Regions from separate parts of the Homo sapiens genome. Here region 2 is linked to region 1. A link is a contact called in ENCODE Hi-C or POLR2A ChIA-PET data. All regions are on one chromosome and are shown on one strand. Each heading gives the region's core, a stretch centred on a gene start or an enhancer-like site at or near the end of the contact. The rest is flanking DNA. Distances are from core to core; before and after follow the strand shown.

Region 1 (5,869 bases), core at 1,107-3,606:
GGGACCCCGCACTTCTCTCGGCTGTAGCTGGCACCGCTGCAATTGAAGTAGACGTTGAGGTCCCAGTCTTCAGGGCCATATGCGCCACAGCACTGGTTCTGCAACCACAAAAGCCAGAACTGTTAGGGGCTCCAAGACAGGGCCATGGCTGCCCAGCATAGGGCATCATTCATAGTGATGCCAGGCTAAGTCTGCCGGCATCTACCATGCAGAGAAATCAAGGCCCGCCCCCTACCTCCCATGTGCAGAGATGCTAAGCTGGCAACCCAGGCAGCCCTTTAAGAAGAAAACAGCTAGGCGTAGTAGCTCAGGCCTGTAACCTCAGTGACTCGGGAGGTTGAGGTGGGAAGATGGTTTGAGCCCAGGAGTTGGAAACAAGTCTGGGCAACACAGCAAGACCCCCACCCCCAATCAGAAAGAAAGAAAGGAAAGAGAGAGAGAAAGAGAAAAGGAGAGAAAGAAAAAAGGGGAGAGAGAGAGAGAGAGAGAGAGAGAGAGAGAGAGAGAGAGAGAGAGAGAGAGAGAGAGAGGACCTGCCCTTTTGATGTGTTAAAGAAAATAATAACAAAAAGGAAATGGCAGTGAAGGTATCTCCGGGCCACGGTGCCTCCTCTGTCCAACCCACATGGCTGGCTCAGTGGAGCCCTCTGGCCCCACTGCCAGGCACAACATACCCAGCCCTGGCCCTCCTTAGCAGGGAGCTTGCTCTTCTTCCCAGCCTCCTCAAAGGAGACGCCTCCTTCCAGCCTCCTCAGACAGGAGAGTGGCGTCCTCTCCTTTGTGGCCCCCTCGGCACCTTGGTGTGGTCCTCTACTTGCCACAAGAGAACACTTCCTAGTGTGCAGTGTTCTTCCTCCCTGAGAAACTTGCAAGTGAATTCCCCTTTTCACCCCTTTACAAAAAACAGCTGCTAAGTGTCTGCTCCTGAGGAAAAGAGGTCCGATGAAGGTGAAAGGTAACACAATCAAAGCTCTGCCCCACACCTGGGGCCTCTGCCCTCCCCTTCCTCGCATCTGGTGTGGCTACAAAGAAAATCCTTATTTGACTAAAAAGTGTGTAAAATCCAAACACTGAAAGCATCATTGTGAAGTTGACAGTGTCTTTTCCCCTAAAAAACTTCTTTGCATTTGCCCTTACAGCTGACATGGTTATGGCAATAATCACAACAAATGACAACAGTGATTTCTGGTTGGTTATTTTGTTTTGCTTACTTCTCAGGTAAAATTGTCTCCCCCACACCTCCACGGTTCCACTTGCTTTAGTGATTACCTGAAATTTCACTCCAAGGAAGCTCTGTAATTTACTGAATCCCTCCCCTGGGAAGTTTTGTTTTGTTTTGTTTTAATTTATTTATTTTATCTTTTTTTTGAGACGGAGTCTTGCTCTGTTGACCAGGCTGGACTGCAGTGGCGTGATCTCGGCTCACTGCCAGTTCCGCCTCCCGGGTTCACACCATTCTCCTGCCTCAGCCTCCCGAGTAGCTGGGACTACAGGTGCCCACCGCCACACCCCACTAATTTTTTGTATTTTTAGTAGAGATGGGGTTTCACCATGTTAGCCAGGATGGTCTCGATCTCCTGACCTTGTGATCCACCCGCCTCAGCCTCCCAAAGTGCTGGGATTACAGGCGTGAGTCACCGCGCCCGGCCAGAAGTTTTATTTTTAAAAGAAAAAGAAGTCAATGCAGAAAACTATGTTTTTAAGGCAATGCAGGGATGAACCGCAACCTAGCATGCTGAGACCAGGCAAGCCAAGGCTACGTGAAAATGAAAAAAGGACGGTGGCACTGAACAGAAAAGAAAGGAGAGGCATCAAAACATGGCGGGGATTTGGTGACTTTCACAGACTAATACACATTAGTAATAACAATACAGGCAGGGTCTTTGGTCCCATAAATGGGTTTTGCTGGATCCCATAATACATGAAATAAAGGTGAACAAGTTTTGGTTAATAATGAGAGTGAATCATAGATTTTTAATGGTTTCTGATTTATTTTCTTCTCAAAACCAAAGTGTTCCACATGAAAAGTTCTTAAGGAAGCTGGGCTTTCTGTCAGCACACAGATCAAACAAGAGCCTTGCATTGCACAGGCTGACATGGCCAAGGAGTGGGTTCCTCCCCAGGGGGCTGTGACAGCTATGGTCCAAGCGTCCAGGTGCAGCCACACATGAGAGAGATAAGAGGGATGGGGACCAGATGGAGTAAAGGCCATAGCCTGGAACTGCTTAGACAAACCCCTGGGCACATATTCCAGGGAGGTCACATTCCACTAGATCTGACAAAGCTTCCTCCAGGCAGCCCTGGCTTCTTAAACAGGAAGGGGAAAAGGTCCCAGGGAGGAAGGGGAAAAGGTCCCGGGGAGGAAGGGGATAGGAATAGCGTCAGATGGTGAGTCATGAGCCGGGGGGAAGAAGCTGTGCCTTACGGTATGCAGCGCCTAAGGAGGATTGCAGCTGGTATGGCTATTGGGCAGGATTGGAAAGATCTGGGGCCGAAAGAGGAGGGCCGGGCACGTGGGGGGTGGGTGGCCTCGGGTACAGCTGGACTTGCCTGCCCAATCCCAATGGGAAAGGGCTGGCCCACCAGGCAACCACAAGCCGGCAAAGTGGAACAGACCAGAGGTGGAGTGGCTTGTTCCACGGCCTCCCTGCTGTCTGCCAAGCTGCAGGCAGACAACCCACAGAGAAGGCCTGATGCCCCTGCTAGACTCAGCTCCAGGCAGCACAGGGAGGTGCATGCTCTATCGGGGGCCCGCTGGGGAGGTGCTTACAGCTTTCTGAAGGGAGTCGATGAGGTTTTGCAGATCGATATCGTCCCGGTAGGACTTGATGTTGCTCTCGAAGAACTCCCGGAACCGGTCCCTCACCCAGTCCTGGAACAGGAAGGCCAGCACGGCCACAGCCAGCTCCAGGAAGAAGATGAGCACGATGGTGCCACAGAACTGCAGGGGAAGGGGACGGGAGCAGAAGTCACCACCCCACCAGCCTGCACCCCCACACACATAACCCCACCTGACCCAGAACCACCATCCTCAGCAGAGCGTGGGCTCTGCACCTGAGAGTCCCACATCGGGGCCCCAGAACCCCACACTTAGAGTTAGCTGGGTGACTCTGCACAACTTCGCTTCATCTGTAAAAAGGGGCTATTTATCCCTACCCATGTCACTGCATTGCTGATAACACTCAAATGCGTGAAAAAGTGTGAGAAAGCTCCAAGCCAATGTGTCAATCACTTGCTATGAAGCAGCCCTCCTCCCTGGACAAGGAGGAGACCCCTATCACAGGAATGAATGGCTGTCCTACCCCAGCAGTTCCACCTGGACCCTCCAGGGTGGCATCCTGGGGTGTCGGCTCCTTTAGGACAGACACTGTGCCCAAGACATTATCTGATGACTCCCCACTACACACACAAAACCATCGAGTGCCTACGTATCTGTTACCTCACTTTAGGGATGAGGAAACTATGGCTATGTCACGAGGTACATAGCTTGCCTGAGGTCACATAGTTCATGCAGGACATGTGAGTTCCCTGCAGGGCTCTTTACAATTCTGGAAGTGCCAATGTTATCTGTACCAACTCTGCATGAAAGTATATGATCGTCAGCATAAAGACCCCTCCAGAAGCTCAGCTGCCCCAGGCCACAAGCAGTGGTGGCATTCTGCAAGGGGCCAGTGCAGCCACAGGTCCACATCCCATCAGGGCAGACTCCCAGCCTGCAGTCTGCGCTCTCACAGACATTATCACTGGCCATATAAGACACTAAGCAGCTTGCCACAACCGGCCAATTTGGAGTAATCTTTCAAAGTAAGAAAAAGCATACACACGGCCGGGCGCGGTGGTTCACGCCTGTAATCCCAGCACTTTGGGAGGCCGAGGCGAGAGGATCACAAGGTCAGGAGATGGAGACCATCCTGGCTAACACGGTGAAACCCCGTCTCTACTAAAAATACAAAAAAAAATTAGCCAGGCATGGTAGCGGGCGCCTGTAGTCCCAGCTACTCGGGAGGCTGAGGCAGGAGAATGGTGTGAACCCGGGAGGCGGAGCTTGCAGTTAGCCGAGATCACGCCACTGCACTCCAGCCTGGGCAACAGAGCGAGACTCGGTATCAAAAAAAAAAAAAAGAAAAGAAAAGAAAAAGGAAACACACATATGCACACAAGGCCTGCCAAAACGTAATCTCTGTTCATATAAAAGCAAGATGCTAAACATAGCTTTTCTTTTTTTTTTCCAGAGAAAAAATTAGGACAAAAAGCCCATAGTTTTGCTTTTAAAATTATGTCCAAGAAAAAGAAAGCTTGATCTAATGAAGTCAACAAACAATATACTGCAAAATATGATAATGTGTTTTCCCCACCAGGTGTTATTTAACTGAATAAATCTAAACATGAATTTGTATCTAAATATAAAACTAAACTCTTAGTAATCTGCAGTTCTGCCAGGAAATTTGGGATTCTGACTTGTACATCCAACAGACTCACACATCCTTGGAGGAGGGAAATGATTTAAGGTTACTTGCAACATCTTTTGATCTTAGCCAGGAAGGGCAAAGGACAGTAGCAGACAAACAATTCTTTTAGAATTTCTGAAGGAAGATAAAAGGCAAAGGAGCGGGGAGTAGAGCTGGCCTATAGGCAGCTGGCTCCTCCCACCCAGGGCTAAAAACCAGAGGGTACCTAATTCTCCTGCTGGGAGGAACCAGCTTCTCTAGACAGTAGAGTGCAAATGGCTGCCTCCTGCTCCCAGGCAGGGGCCTAGGGGAGGCTCCTAAGAGCTGCCACCTGCTCTGACCAGGTAACATATAATCCTGCCCAGCAGAGCCTGTACCCCATTGCATCCTATCCCACTCTTGTCTCTGTGGCCACTCACAAAGTTGAGCAAGCAGATATTCTCCCGCAGAGCCCCCACGCAGCCGGCGAACCCCAGGGTGAACATCACCACGCCCACCATCAGGACCAGCACCACAGGGTCGATTCCATGCATCCGGGTCACTTTGGTGAGGTCGGACAGCACACCCTGAAAGAGACAGAGAAAGCAGGGCAGCACTGGCCCAGAAGGGGAGTCAAGGATGCTGCCCTGGGGGATGCAGGTGGTACTGAAAACAGGGACTTGCTTCCCCAGGCTCAGCCCTCTTGTTGACAGCCAGGCCAGAGTCCGGCCCCATCCATGCCCTTAGGGGCCCCTCCGACCAGGCGATCCCTGCCCACCTCAGGTCCCAGAAAGTGTTCCTGGCCTCCACCTACGCTACAAGTTCCTCCTAGGCAGCCACCAGGCTTCTTCTGCAGCCTGTGGGGTGCCTATTCCAGGCCTGGAGGGAAACGGGGCCCTGTGGCCTGTGGTCAAACTGGTCACCCAGGTGGCTGACCTTGTTAGTCCCCCAATTTGGCACCTAATTAATGAAGAACACTACTCTTCTGAGATGAAAACAGCCTCAATATGAACACTCTAGTAGAAAACACGCCCAAGGGCAGGCCAAAGCAATGCTGTCCATAGAAGTTTCTACACCAATGGAGGTGTTTTAGACTATACCCCCACTGTCTGGCCACAGGTATCGTGGAGCACTTGAAATGTGGCTAATGAGACAGAAGGACTGAATTTTAATTTATATTCAATTTCAATTTAAATATAAACACAGTCACACAATGGGCAGAGCAGTTCCATAGGGTTTGTAAAACGCCAAGGGGGAAGCTAAGCCCTGGAGACTGAGTCATGTAGCATGTTTGCAATTCTGTTTCTTAGATTATGGTTGAACTAAGGGACCGGAGAGACCACAGCCCCCCTTCCAGTCACTGATCTCTGTTATAGTTTAACTGCTTCCTTCATTGTTCTTTACTAACTCAGATCAGATATCATCTAAGACCCAGGGACAAT
Region 2 (5,869 bases), core at 1,820-4,319, 42 kb before region 1:
GGCGGGGAGAGAAACAACTCTGGCTGCAGACAGCTTCCTGGTTCTAGACCGTACTTGCTGTTCTTGTTCTCTTGGAGATGATTTGGAAGAATCCTCCTAAAGGATGTCCTTATTGAAAAGCCTGGCCACCCAGCTATATTGTAGGAGTCTGATGAGCAAAACCCTGGCATCTCTCATAGCGGAAGCACACTGCACACAGTAGGTCCTTGCTACATATGAGTGGAATTAATTACATGCTGTGATGGTGAATTTTATGTCAACTTAAGTAGGTTATAGTGCCTAGTTGCTTAGGTTTTACTGTAAAGTTATTTCATGGATTTTTTTTTTTTTTTTTTTTTTTTTGAGACTCGCCTTGTCGCCCAGGCTGGAGTGCAGTGGCGCAATCTCGGCTCACTGCAACCTCCGCCTCCTGGGTTCACGCCATTCTCCTGCCTCAGCCTCCTGAGTAGCTGGGACTACAGGTGCCCACCACTACGCCCGGCTAATTTTTTGTATTTTTAGTAGAGACGGGGTTTCACCGTGTTAGCCAGGATAGTCTTGATCTCCTGACCTTGTGATCCACCCGCCTCGGCCTCCCAAAGTGCTGAGATTACAGGCGTAAGCCACCGCGCCCAGCCATTTTATGGATGTTATTAGCATTTTCAATCAGTTGACTTTAGATAAAGCAGATTACCTTCCACATGTGGGTAAGCCTCACCCAAGCAGTTAAAAGCCTTAAGAGCAAAAAAATGGAGATTTCCCCAAGATGAAATTCTGCCTCAAGACTGTAACATAGAAATGCTGCTTGAGTTTCCACCTTGCTGGGCTGTCCTACAGATTTCAGACTTGACAAGCCCCACAATCACATGAACCAATTCCTTAAAACAAACTAAAATAATTATGTAAGCACACACACACACACACACACGTACATCCAATTGGTTCTGTTTCTCTGGAGAACCTGAACTGACACATTTGGTAATGCTAGCTGGTTATAAAGAGATTGAATCAGAACTTCAGAACAGTAAGAAACCAGGAGACACTATGGACCACAAGATACAGTGCAGATGTCCCCCTCTGTGCCTACAGCACCAGCTCCTAAAGGCAGGACCCATGCTGAGGATACGGCCCCTCTCAGAGAATCCTGCGAGGAAGCGGCTGCCCCAACAGCGATGTGTTCTCTTAACACAGATGCCTTTTGTTCTAAGCTGTAAACTTTAATCTTCTGGAACTTCAGTCTTCTGGAAAAGTTCTTCTAGAACTCCACTAAGCACAGGAGGAATGTGCTCTGCTAATGTTTATCAAGTACTCACAACATACTTTGCTTCACTGGGACCATCATTTCGTCTTCCTTACAAATCTGGGATGCAGAACTTATTATCATCATCTCCAGTTTAGGTAAGAGGAAACTTAGGCTCAGAGACTCATGAGTATCTTACCAAAGCCAAATTAATAAGTGGGAAACAGCCACAGTTAGAAAGTGGGTAGCCAAAATTGGAACCCAGACACTCTTACTGTCATACATGCCTCTGGCATAAAGGAGGCAAAAGTCCAGCACTCTGTGGGCACAGGGGCTGCTGCCAATAGTGCCAGGCTATTTGATATTGTATTCAGCACTGCCTTTGCTGTGTATGAGCAACACAGACATGGGGCTGGTCACGCTAAGCCACCACCATCACTCCCTCCAACCTTGTAACTGTGAAATGGCGCCCCCTCTACCCCAGCTCAAGGACACACCTCCTATGAAGCCTGGACCCTCTCTTGCTAGAACAAGAACAAACCCAAGAACAGCTCCCACCGGGGCCATGATGCCCCACGTGTAGCAGGACTTGGTGTAACTGTCATTGGGAAATCCACAACGCCCCACCTCCAACCCCTACTTCCCTGTCTGCAATTTGTTCAATACAGAGACACAGCAGAATCAATGTGCCAGTGAGGAGCCCAGACCCTGCTGTCAGTCCTGTTCCTTAAAATCTCTGGGATCAAAATCGCTTAATCTGTAAAATGAGGGAGCTGCACATGTCCTGGGGACAAGGGACAGGACATCCTAAATCTTTAGCATCTCACAGTTTTGAGGGTGAGAATCCCACCATGGTGCCCAGAAAAAAAGCACACCAGTGAAATACTAGGATAGAAATAAATGATGCCAGCCAGGCATGGTGGCTCACACCTGTAATCCCAACACTTTGGGAGGCCATGGTGGGTGGATCACCTGAGGTCAGGAGTTCAAGACCTGCCTGGCCAACATGGTGAAACCCCATCTCTACTAAAAAATATAAAAAATTAGCCAGGTGTGGTGGCGGGCACCTGTAATCCCAGCTACTCGGGAGGCTGAAGCAGGAGAATCACTTGAATCCGGGAGGCAGAGGTTGCAGTGAGCCAAGATCGTGCCATTGTACTCCAGCCTGGGCAGCAAGAGCAAAACTCCGTCTCAAAGAAAGAAAGAGAGAGAGAGCAAGAGAGAGAGAGAGAGAGAAAGAAAGAGAGAGAGGGGGAGAAAGAAATGCCTAAAGCCTAGGGTTATGTAATTCTAACACGACATGGGGTAAATACACATGAAAATGAACCCAAAGAATTTAGACCCCAACATCTAAGGCAAAATCTGTTTCCAAATGGGAAAACCATAGGAAGCTTTGCTGATTCTTAGGTGAGAAAAACCTGGAAAGCAGTAATGCTAGCCACTCGGAGAGATAGCAGAGGGACAGGTAGATGCCTACAACCTGCTACTTCCACCCAGCTCCTCTGAGCTGGAGTGAGAGCTGGGATTGGGTTACAGGGAGTGCCGAGATAAGCAGCTGGTGGCCTTTCTCACGAGCTGCCCCTGCTGTCCTCCAGGCTGGAAGTGGAAGCAGGGAGGTGCAGAGATGGGGAAGCAGGGAGGGGACAGCGTTAGCATCCTGAAATGAGGGGACAGAAAAGAATCCCAGGGGAGAGACAGGAAGCTAGGGCAGCTCAGGTCAGCATCCACCAGCTGGAGTCCTGAAGTAGCGCAGGAGAGGCACCTCCCTCCATGCAAAGTGGAGCAAAAGTCAGTCCTGTTCAAACAGTCCCTGGGCTTTTGGCAGCAGCTGGGAGAAGGGAAGGAAAGGGAAACTGCACCGAAACTCAGGCTCCCTGCTGGTCCACTGATCACTGACCAGCTGTGTGACCCTGGGCATGAGCCTCTGTTCTCTAACAATGGTCTGAAATTCTGAATGTTTGTGTACCCCTGCAATTCATACATTGAAACCCTAGTCCCAGTGTAATGGTATTAGGAGGTATGGCCTTTGGAAGGTAATTAGGGCAAGAGGTAATTAGGTCAACAAAATGGAACTTTCATGAATGGGATTAGTGCCTTTATAAGAAGAGGCCAGAGAGCTAGCACACTTTCTTTCCACCATGTAAGGATACAGAAGTCAGCCATTGGCATCCAGGAAGAGGGCTCTCATCAGACCCCTGACCATGCTGGCTCCCTGACCTCAGACATCCAGAGTCCAGGGCTGTGAGAAATGTTTGTTGTTTAAACTACTCAGTGTGTGATAATTTCTTATAGCAGCCTGGACTAAGACACCACCACCCCATCCCCATCTGCCCAAGCTCTTCGGGAACCTGCAGAAGCATTGGAAAGGGACAGGCACTCAGTCCCGCTGTGTGTCTCACTCTTTGTAGTGTGGGAGAGAATCTCTTTCCCTGGGTCCTCATTAACATGGCTACTCTTAGACTCTCCTAACTCTTGCTAATCTGATTGCTTTAATTTGAGTGGAAGTGGTTTATTAGTGAAGTTGAATGTATTTTCGCATCTTCATTGTGATTTGAAATTTCCCTCCTGCAATTGCTTGTTCATTTTTTTTCCTTCATTTTTCTATTGGTTGTTTGTCTTTTGCTAGTTGATTTGGAGCACTTCATTATATTTTCTGGATACTAATCCTTTGCCTGTTATATATGTTGCAAATATTTTTCTATTTAAATCCAGTTTCATTCTTTTTTTAAGTTTGGCATCTTTTATTAAGATTTTTAAAAATCAAGTTATGTTGGCCAGGCGCGGTGGCTCACATCTGTAATCCCAGCACTTTGGGAGGCCGAGGCAGGCAGATCACGAGGTCAGGAGATCGAGACCATCCTGGCTAACATGGTGAAACCCCATCTCTACTAAAAATACAAAAAATATTAGCCGGGCATGGTGGAGGGTGCCTGTAGTCCCAGCTACTCAGGAGGCTGAGGCAGGAGAATGGCGTGAGCCCGGGAGGTAGAGCTTGCAGTGAGCCGAAATCGCGCCACTACACTCCAGCCTGGGCAACAGAGTGAGACTCCGTCTCAAAAAAAATAAAATAAAATAAAAATCAAGTCATGTTTCTTTTTCTTTTTCTTTTCCTTGTTGTGCTTTATTCTAAGAAAGGCTTCACTCTCCCCCAACAGAGTCTCATATTTTCTTTTATTACTTTGATAATTTTGTTTCTCCTTTTTTTGTGTTGATCTTTAACCACCTGCAATATATGTTTTTCATCATGGCAGAAACAGTGTGGAGGAAGCTTCCTATGTTGTGGCAGGAAGAACAGGCCTAGGATCAGATTCTAATTCCAACTCCTACTTGTTTTTTAGAGCAGGTTGCTAAACCTCTCTGAGATTCCACTTGCTCAACTAAAATGGAAATAATACCTTATTCATTGATTCAAAGACACCTATTTTAACATTTCTTCAATCAGGATGTACTTACAACCATTGATGTATCATAGTTTAATTTACAGCTTTCTTAGTAGGACATAAAATAATGATGTGTCTTTCTCTTTTTTTTTGAGACGGAATCTCACTCTGTCACCCAGGCCGGAGTGCAGTGGCGCGATATGGGCTCACTGCAAGCTCCACCTCCTGGGTTCACGCCATTCTCCTGCCTCAGCCTCCCGAGTAGCTGGGACTATAGGCGCCTGCCACCATGCCCGGCTAGTTTTTTTGTACTTTTAGTAGAGATGGGGTTTCACCATGTTAGCCAGGATGGTCTCGATCTCCTGACCTCGTGATCCGCCCACCTCAGCCTCCCAAAGTGCTGGGATTACAGGTGTGAGCCACTGTGCCCAGCCAATGATGTGTCTTTCAATCAAGCACTCTTAGATTTTATGAAATGCATAGGGGTGCATCTTCCAGGTCACTGAGGGGTCAGATAAGCTGAGGCCCTTAAAGGGCCTAGCACAGGCCTGACAGGCCCTCCATCTGGAGGAGTTCTCCTTCATAGTATAGAATGCAGCTGCCTTTACTTCTTGCTCTGCCATCCGACCCATCCTCCTTAGCTTCCAGGGACCCCTTTCCCCCACCCCCCGCTCCCCACCAAAAGCCCTTAGCTGACTAAGGCTGCAAGTTCTTTCCTTGTGGACACAGATTATTCAAAGCTGACAATTAATTATTAATTGTTAATTAATTAAATTAATTAAATATTAATCTTTCTCCACAGCCACAGAAACCACCCTCACCCCTGGGGATGCCCATGCCTGCCAGGTACCAAGTGCCATCAGCACCGGTGACTGTGGGTGACCCCATGCCTGCTCACAGCAGCCTCTGCTCTGGCTCCTCTCACTGCCCACCTGGTAAGTCGAGGTTGTGCAGCTTCGGAAAGCACTGGTGCTAAAGATGGGGAGCAGTGGGCCCTGGTGGCCTTTGCAAGTGGAGCTGCCTCACTAAGAACCTCACTGCTGGGCCTGAGGAAGGCAGGAAGGAAACAAGAGCAAGGTGGCAGGCTGCAAAGGAACCAGAAGCCCTCGGCAGGTGCTGTGCACGCCGGGTGGACTTCAGGCACTTTGCACATGGCTCACTTAATCCCCACAACCTCCCCTGGAGGGAGGTGGTTTCAGTAAAGACCGTGCCCATTACAGATGAAGGGTCTGAGCTCCAGGGGAGATGCTGAGACTACACCCCTGAGGAG

Evidence for each region. Hi-C counts contacts between places; a loop is a spot of excess contacts on that map. ChIA-PET counts read pairs that join two places held with the same protein, here RNA polymerase II (POLR2A). Pooled maps may share reads with other maps.
Region 2: a loop to region 1 is called in a pooled map, with 2.1 times the contacts of the local background. The contact joins two enhancer-like sites. A Hi-C loop is called at or near these places in 2 of 168 maps with a recorded cell type or tissue (astrocyte of the cerebellum and endothelial cell of hepatic sinusoid) and 1 of 50 pooled maps. POLR2A ChIA-PET finds 5 or more read pairs at or near these places in 2 of 52 experiments (activated CD4-positive, alpha-beta T cell and activated T-cell).

The regions. Positions count from the first base shown.
Region 1 is chr10:80,506,373-80,512,241 of GRCh38, reverse strand. It overlaps TSPAN14 (tetraspanin 14), which reads right to left. Exons shown (of 9, transcript NM_030927.4): 4 at 4,868-5,014; 5 at 2,771-2,941; 6 at 1-98. Among named protein-coding and RNA genes, the nearest start is that of TSPAN14-AS1, 27 kb to the left of the region's middle. Within about 2 kb of position 2,356, at least 9 of the 41 ENCODE cell types and tissues checked have a DNase peak (open chromatin) inside an H3K27ac peak, as active enhancers do.
Region 2 is chr10:80,549,476-80,555,344 of GRCh38, reverse strand. All of the region lies in intron 1 of SH2D4B (SH2 domain containing 4B), which reads right to left. Among named protein-coding and RNA genes, the nearest start is that of SH2D4B, 15 kb to the right of the region's middle. Within about 2 kb of position 3,069, at least 6 of the 41 ENCODE cell types and tissues checked have a DNase peak (open chromatin) inside an H3K27ac peak, as active enhancers do.